2 separate regions of the Homo sapiens genome follow, and region 1 is linked to region 2. The links are chromatin contacts, found by Hi-C or POLR2A ChIA-PET in ENCODE. All regions are on one chromosome and are shown on one strand. Each heading gives the region's core, a stretch centred on a gene start or an enhancer-like site at or near the end of the contact. The rest is flanking DNA. Distances are from core to core; before and after follow the strand shown.

Region 1 (3,751 bases), core at 1,134-3,633, 110 kb before region 2:
CTGAGCTTGGAGCTGTATTACTACTTTATGCAGGCAAACATGCATCTCTCACTTTCTACATTTCTAAGAGTCATTAGAAGACTTTCCTGGCCGAACATGGTGGCTCACGCCTGTAATCTCAGCACTTTGGGAGGGCGAGGCGGACGGATCACCTGAGGCTAGGAGTTTAAGACCACTGTGGCCAACATGGTGAAACCCTGTCTCTACTAAAAATAAAAAAATTTGGCCGGGCCCGGTGGCTCACGCCTGCAATCCCAGCACTTTGGGAGGCCGACATGGGCGGATCACGAGGTCAGGAGATCGAGACCATTCTGGCTAACAAAGTGAAACCCCGTCTCTACTAAAAATACAAAAAATTAGCTAGGCATGGTGGCGGGCGCCTGTAGTCCCAGCTACCTGGAGGCTGAGGCAGGAGAATGGCATGAACCTGGGAAGCGGAGCCTGCAGTGAGCCAAGATGGCACCACTGCACTCCAGCCCGGGTGACAGAGCGAGACTCCGTCTCAAAAAAAAAAAAAAAAATTTTGCCAGGCGTGGTGGTGCATGCCTGTAATCCCAGCTACTCAGAAGGCTGAGGCAGGAGAATCGCTTGAACTTGAGAGGCAGAGGTTGCAGTGAGCCGAGATTGTGCCATTGCACTCCAGCCTGGGAGACAAGAGCAAAACTCTGTCTCAAAAAAAACAAACGGCCGGGCACAGTGGCTCACACCTGTAATCCTAGCACTTTGGGAGGCCAAAGCGGGCAGATTGCCTAAGCTCAGGAGTTCGAGACCAGCCTGGGTAACATGGTGAAACCCTGTCTCTAAAATACAAAAAAATTAGCCGGACAAGGTGGTGCACACCTATAATCCCAGCTACTCAGGAGGCCAAGGCAGGAGAATTGCTTGAACCCAGGAGGCGGAGGTTGCAGTGAGCCAAGATCTCGCCACTGCACTCCAGCCTGGGTGACAGAGTGAGGCTCCGTCTCTTTAAAAAAAAAAAAAAAGAAAAGAAAAAAAAGACTATCCTAAGTCCCAGAGTGTTAACAGATGACTCTCTATATACCTTTATCTCTCTTCAAGAACTCCAGCAACGTCCGGATGGCAGCCACTGCTGAGGCCATGTCAGGATCTTCTTTCATCTGAGACTTAAAGTATTCAATTAACTCTGGAAAAAGGGAAAAAAGTGATTCACCTAATTCATTTAGCAGCCTATAAGGCAAGAGAGCTTGTTAATGACTGTTGACTTTAAGAAGCAAACAATTTAAAAAATACTTTCTTTTTAGGGTATTTGGTTTCAGGGATGCAATAAATGTTGATGGGAATAGAGAAAATACCACTTTGCTGTTTGCAAGAGCTCTTTTTTATTTTGAAAAAGCTACTGGTGGCCGGGCGCGGTGGCTCACGCCTGTAATCCCAGCACTTTGGGAGTCCGAGGCGGGCGGATCACGAGGTCAGGAGATCGAGACCATCCCGGCTAAAACGGTGAAACCCCGTCTCTACTAAAAATACAAAAAATTAGCCGGGCGTAGTGGCGGGCGCCTGTAGTCCCAGCTACTTGGGAGGCTGAGGCAGGAGAATGGCGTGAACCCGGGAGGCGGAGCTTGCAGTGAGCCGAGACTGCGCCACTGCACTCCAGCCTGGGTGACAGAGCGAGACTCCGTCTCAAAAAAAAAAAAAAAAAAGCTACTGGTGTGCAAGGCCTAAAAATTAAGCCCGAGTAAATGATGATGAAAAGTCATTCTCTCTTCAGCCTCTTTGGTCCTAAAATCTGAGAGGATCCCAGAGTCAACCATCTTGCCAATTTCTCCTGCACCCCTCCAGACAGTCTATGCTAATACATGTCTATTCACATACACATATATGTTACAAATATTATACATGGAGTTCCACCCACTCCCCTTTATTTCTTTACATGAAAAGTGTATTAGTTTGCCCTTGTTTTTCACTTAATAACCATACTAGATGAGCACATCAAATATGCCTTATTCATTCTAATTTTAATGACAGATCCAACAAGGCAGGAAGGAGACTGGCACTGGGAAGGAGCGTATGTGTGGGAGGGATGCCTGCAGATACTGCCAGGGCGCATCCCTGAAAACAAGAGCAGCGCGAGGGATTTAGTTGTGACTCTGGAAACACAACCAGCGGAGCAGCCTGAAATTCAAAAGAAATCTCTTCGGGAGCTCAGCCTGGATGTGAGAGGTTGGGGGGACCCCTGAACGGCGCTGCTGTAGCCTAGCAGCCCTGGCCTGTCTTGATTTACCCTTGTCGTCCATGGCGTCCTCCTGCTGCGGAGCCCCAGGGGACCCGAGCCGCCCGCGCTGTCTCGAACGGGTCCGCCGGCCGCGCCGCCTGCGAGCCAGTCTGACAGCGCGCTGCACACCTCCGCACCCCACTTCCGGCGCACTTCCGTACCCCTCTTCCGGCGCACTCCCCGCACTCCACTTCCGCAGATTAGGGGGCTGGCACGAGTCACAGCACCTCGTGCGTCACTTGGCGGCGCCGGACGTTGGGCTGCGCAGGATTTGAGACGCTCCCCTGACCACCACTTGCTCTGCGCTGAGGTGCTGGGACAGCCATGGTTTCAGACGGTGAGGACCCTGCAGGGCGGGACTTCGACTCCGGGGCTCGGCTGTCTCGGTCCGGCTACGACTGGCCAGATGGAATGTGTCTTTTGGGCTGGATAGAATCCGTTTGGTCTTTAGAGGAGTAGCCAAGGCATTCAGTCATTCATTCAGTAAATAGTTTTGGATCGCCTCCTGTGTACAGGCATTATTTTCTGGATTTTAGCAGAGATCGTGACAGACAGGGGCCTTAGTGGAGGTTACAGTCTACTGGGTGAAACAGATGACAATAAATAAAAATAATTTCGGCCGGGTCGCACCCCGGTGGATTAGGCCTGTAATCCCAGCACTTTGGGAGGCCGAGGAGGGAGAATCGCTTGAAGCCGGGAGTTCGAGACCTGCCTGGGCAACACAGCCAGACCCCATCTCTACAAAAAAAATGAAATATTAGCCGGGCGTGGTAGCGCGTGTCTGTGGTCCCAGCTACGCGGGAGGCTGAGGCGGGAGAATCACTTGAGCCCAGGAATTCGAGGCTTCAGTGAGCTATTATGGCAGTACTGCACCCAGCATGGCCGACAGGGCATGACCTCGTCAATAAAAAATTAAAAAATAAATTATTTTTCAAAGGATGAAAAGAGCTATGAAGATGATGTAACAGTACGGTCCTAGTTACAATAGTACATTGTGACTAGGATTGAGGAGGAGCTGTTTTAGATAGGGGCCTAGGAAAAGTGCAGGATATTGAAACCGACTTGAATGATTATGTGAAGTTCTGGGGGAAGTGCACTTTAAGTGCATGGGCCCTGTGGCAGATTGAGCCACCAAGTTACACTGAGAAGGGAGAAATGGAGAGCTTGCGGGTAGAGGATGGTGGGGAGACTCATTCATACATTAAACTACCACATACAGAGTCAGATGTCTTGAAGATTTAAAAGGAGGCTAGAGGGATGAGATCAGAGAACCAGCCAGTTTCAGGTCATGCAGGGCCTTATTGGCCGTGATAGAGAAGTTGGCCTTTATTTTTAGGTGCAATACAAAGACATTGTAGAGTTTTAAGCCAGAAAGTGTTATGATCTGGTTTGCAATTTTAAAAGATCACTGTGGCTGTTGTGTGGAAAATGGACTGTGGGGAGCAAGAATAGAGATAGGGGAGTCCTTTCAGGAACTGTAATAATTGTCCATCCTCTCTTAATTGATGTGAAACCATA
Region 2 (3,628 bases), core at 485-2,984:
TTTTCTTCTTTTAGGACCTCCTGTCATCTTTCAGTGGAACCTTCTTTGCTTATCTTCAGTATCTGTCACTTTCCTTTGAATCCTTTTTGTCTTTCGTTACTTCTTTTTGATTTGTAAGATTTCTCCTCTTCGCGCCTTCTGTTTCTCTTACGGCAGTATGAGGAAGGGTTCTTCACTTTTGTGTTCCTTCTAGTTTTGTCTTACTTCTGAAATAATTTCTTTCTTTTTTTCCTAATTCCTTCTTGAGTTCTGTTACCTCATTTCTGAGTCTTTTAAAATCTGATTCCTGGTGCTTTTTCCTGTCCTGTATTTTTTTTTTAATTCTTTTAACTCCTTTTGAAACAGTAAGTTACAATGGTTTTATTTGTTTTGTGGACATTCTTTCTGGCATCTTCTCACTGTCTGTGGGGATGGTATTCTACTCCTTGGCTTTTTTCTTCTTATGACCTTATGTAAGATTGGGCTTCTCCCTCCTCTTGCTCACTTTTAAATGAAATTAGACTTTTGAGGCTGGATGCGGTAACTCACGCTGGTAATCCCAGCACTCTGGAGGCTGAGGCGGGCGGATCACTTGAGTCCAGGAGTTTGAGACTAGCCTGGCCAACATGGCGAGACCCTGTCTCTACTAAAAAATACAAAAAATACACAATAGAAAAAAAATTAGCCAGGCATGGTGGCACGTGCCTGTTATCCCAGTTACTTGGAAGGCTGAGTCACGGGACTCCCTTGAACCCCAGAGGCGGAGGTTTAAAAAAAAAAAGATTTATGGAACATGGTGAAGATGCTTAGCTGCTCAAGGAAATTCATTTTTTAGACAAGGTCTCACTCTGTTTCCCAGGCTGGAGAACAGTGGTAATGGTCGTAGCTCACTGCAATCTCAAACTCCTGGGTTCAAGCAATCCTCCCGTCTCGTCTCAGCCTCCTGAGTAGCTGGAACTACAGGCATGCACTACTATGCCTGGCTAATTTATTTATTTATTTAGTTAGTTATTTATATTTTTTTGTAGAGATGGGGTCTCTACAAAAGACGGTGTCTGGTCTTGAACTCCTGGGCTTAAGTGACCCTCCTGTCTCAGCCTCCCAAAGTGCTGGGATGACAAGCATGAGCCACCATGCCTGTCCTGCTCAAGGAGATTCTATATTATTACACAAGCAATATAAATGTATATTTACATGAAAATAGTTTTCTGGCAGATGTTTATGGTACTCAAGGAACTTTTAGAAGATGGCAGGTTCAGGATAGCGATCCTAACCTCACTGATGGTTTTTTCTTTTTTTTATTTTTTGTGTACTGAATGCAAACACGTCGGGTCCTGGATCTGAGATGTCCTCTGTGTCTCTCTTGTGAACTCCTCTGTCTTTTCTCTTTCGTTCCTGTCCTGCTCAGTTTTGATCTCACTCCCAGCAGTTTCTCCTCAGCGTGTGGCCGCTCAACAGGGGAGGACCTGGCAGGTCAGTGCCGTGAGTTTAGGGACTGGGCTGCCCTGCCCCAACCCCTGCAGACTTCACTGCCCATGGCCCCTGTGCCGTCGCCTACTCTTGGACTGGACAGAACTCTTCCCAGTTCCAGCTGCTTTTTGTGGTTTGGCCTCCTCTGCTTTCCCAGGGAGGTTCTTTCTGGCCATTTTTGGTGTTGTTGGCCCAGGCCCCTTGGAGGCCACATTGCTTACTTGCATCCTCTGCTCTGGAGGCTGCTGGGTAGGTCTTGTAGCTGTTGGTGGTTTCCTCACCCATTTGTATTTTGGGGACTGTGGGGACGTGGTTTGGCTGTAAATGCCATCCGTAGGCTTTAGGTCTTGCTAGCTGGTTGCACTTTCTGTTCTGAAGGGGACTTGGGGACGTTCAAAGCTGTGCCACCCTCGAGAATTTCCCCAGAACCCCATTACATGCATACGTTTTAAGAGACACATTTTGGCCGGGTGCAGTGGCTCACTCCTATAATCCCAGCACTTTGGGAGGCCGAGGTGGGCAGATCACCTGAGGTTAGGAGTTCGAGACCAGCCTGGCTAACATGGTGAAACTCCGTCTCTACTAAAAATACAAAAACTAACCAGGCGTGGTGGTGTGCAATGTAATCCCAACTACTTGGGAGGCTGAGGCACGAGAATCGCTTGAACCTGGAAGGCAGAGGTTGCAGTGAGCCGAGATCACACCACTGCACTCCAGCCTGGGTGACAGAGCGAGACTCCTTCTTTAAAAAAAAAAAAAGACTTATTTTGACCAGAAAATCTACTATTCTGTCAATAACCTGTTTACCTTATTTTAAAAGTGTTTTCATTATAAATCAATATAATGCATTTCAGAAGAATTGCAAACACTGATGGATAAAGTTATATTTATGATTCTGCCATAATAGAATTCATGTTGACATTTTGGTTTATTCTTGCCTTTCTCATTTTTTTATTAAGTATATTGCAGTTGTCTCAAACTTCCTCTTTCTTCACCGTTTTTAAGAGATAAAGTACTCAGTGTCGGTTTTCTGTCAGTGACTGAGCCGACTCCATACCCACGTGCCCCGCATTCCCCAGCCCCCATTCACTTCCGGCGCATTCAGTCCTGCTCTCACCCTTCCTTCTTGGAGGCCACAGGCCCCAAGTGCCGCCCTTGCCACCCCCTGATTCCTCACAGATGGACTTTTCCTCCAGGCCCTCTGGCTGCTCTTGACCCTGTTGAGTGGAGATTAATCCTGCACCAAAGCCACACACACAGCGTTGCCAAAGCAGTAACACAAGGCTGGGCACGGTGCTCACACCTGTAATCCCAGCACATTGGGAGGCTGAGACAGGTGGATCACCTGAGGTCGGGAGTTCGAGACCAGCCTGACCTACATGGAGAAACCCCGTCTCTACTAAAAATACAAAATTAGACGGGCATGGTTGCATATGCCTGTAATCCCAGCTACTAGGGAGGCTGAGGCAGGGGAATCGCTTGAGCCTGGGAGGCAGAGGTTGCGGTGAGCCGAGATCACACCATTGCACTCCAGCCTGGGCAACAAGAGTGAAACTCCGTCTCAAAAAAAAACAAAACAAAACAACACCACCAAAAAAAACCAAAAAACAAAGCAGTAACCCAGATTCGTTGAATATGGATAGTTATTTTCTTCTTGGATAGTAATTTTTTATCTTTCCTTGTTTATGTGGAAGAGAGAGAGTGGTGCTACAATCCCCTCATTCATGAATATAATCCCCACAAAAGAAACACCCCCCACTCGGATCCGCACCAACAAATTCACCGAGGGATTTCAGAACATCGTGGATGCTTATGGAGTCGGAAGCTACAGAGAAGTCAATCCAGGTTGGAAGTCTGATTTGTAAATACCCGTATTTCCAATGGCATTGTTGCATTCTTGCTCTAAGAATGGAATAGATATTTGGAAAGAGAGGCTGACCATTACTTTTTTGCTATCTTATTTAAAAGTATAAGGTTTTAAATGTAACCACACAATCCTATCTTGTGAATTCTGGAGAAAGTCAAGATTGTTATGTATCATTGTGTTTGAATGAACTCAGGTTTTCCATATTTGCTGTGAATCAGAAATCTCTTTCCCTTTTTTCTGCAGCTCTCTTTACCATCATCACCTTCCCGTTTTTATTTGCTGTGATGTTTGGAGACTTCGGACATGGCTTTG

Evidence for each region. A loop is a pair of places that touch in the nucleus more often than their neighbours do. ChIA-PET counts read pairs that join two places held with the same protein, here RNA polymerase II (POLR2A). Pooled maps may share reads with other maps.
Region 1: a pooled map shows a loop between it and region 2 (2.3-fold over the local background). The contact joins the promoter of EIF2B1 here to the enhancer-like site in region 2. A Hi-C loop is called at or near these places in 1 of 168 maps with a recorded cell type or tissue (chondrocyte), 1 of 37 single-sample maps with no recorded cell type and 3 of 50 pooled maps. POLR2A ChIA-PET finds 5 or more read pairs at or near these places in 3 of 52 experiments (activated B cell, activated naive CD4-positive, alpha-beta T cell and naive thymus-derived CD8-positive, alpha-beta T cell).

What each region holds. Positions count from the first base shown.
Region 1 is chr12:123,631,303-123,635,053 of GRCh38, forward strand. EIF2B1 (eukaryotic translation initiation factor 2B subunit alpha) reads right to left here and starts at 2,384. Exons shown (of 9, transcript NM_001414.4): 1 at 2,243-2,384; 2 at 1,043-1,144. The coding sequence starts at 2,255. GTF2H3 (general transcription factor IIH subunit 3) reads left to right here and starts at 2,527. Exons shown (of 13, transcript NM_001516.5): 1 at 2,527-2,570. The coding sequence starts at 2,558. RefSeq lists an enhancer at 2,411-2,600.
Region 2 is chr12:123,740,642-123,744,269 of GRCh38, forward strand. ATP6V0A2 (ATPase H+ transporting V0 subunit a2) reads left to right here. Exons shown (of 20, transcript NM_012463.4): 10 at 3,144-3,294; 11 at 3,560-3,628. Among named protein-coding and RNA genes, the nearest start is that of DNAH10, 20 kb to the right of the region's middle. Within about 2 kb of position 1,735, at least 3 of the 41 ENCODE cell types and tissues checked have a DNase peak (open chromatin) inside an H3K27ac peak, as active enhancers do.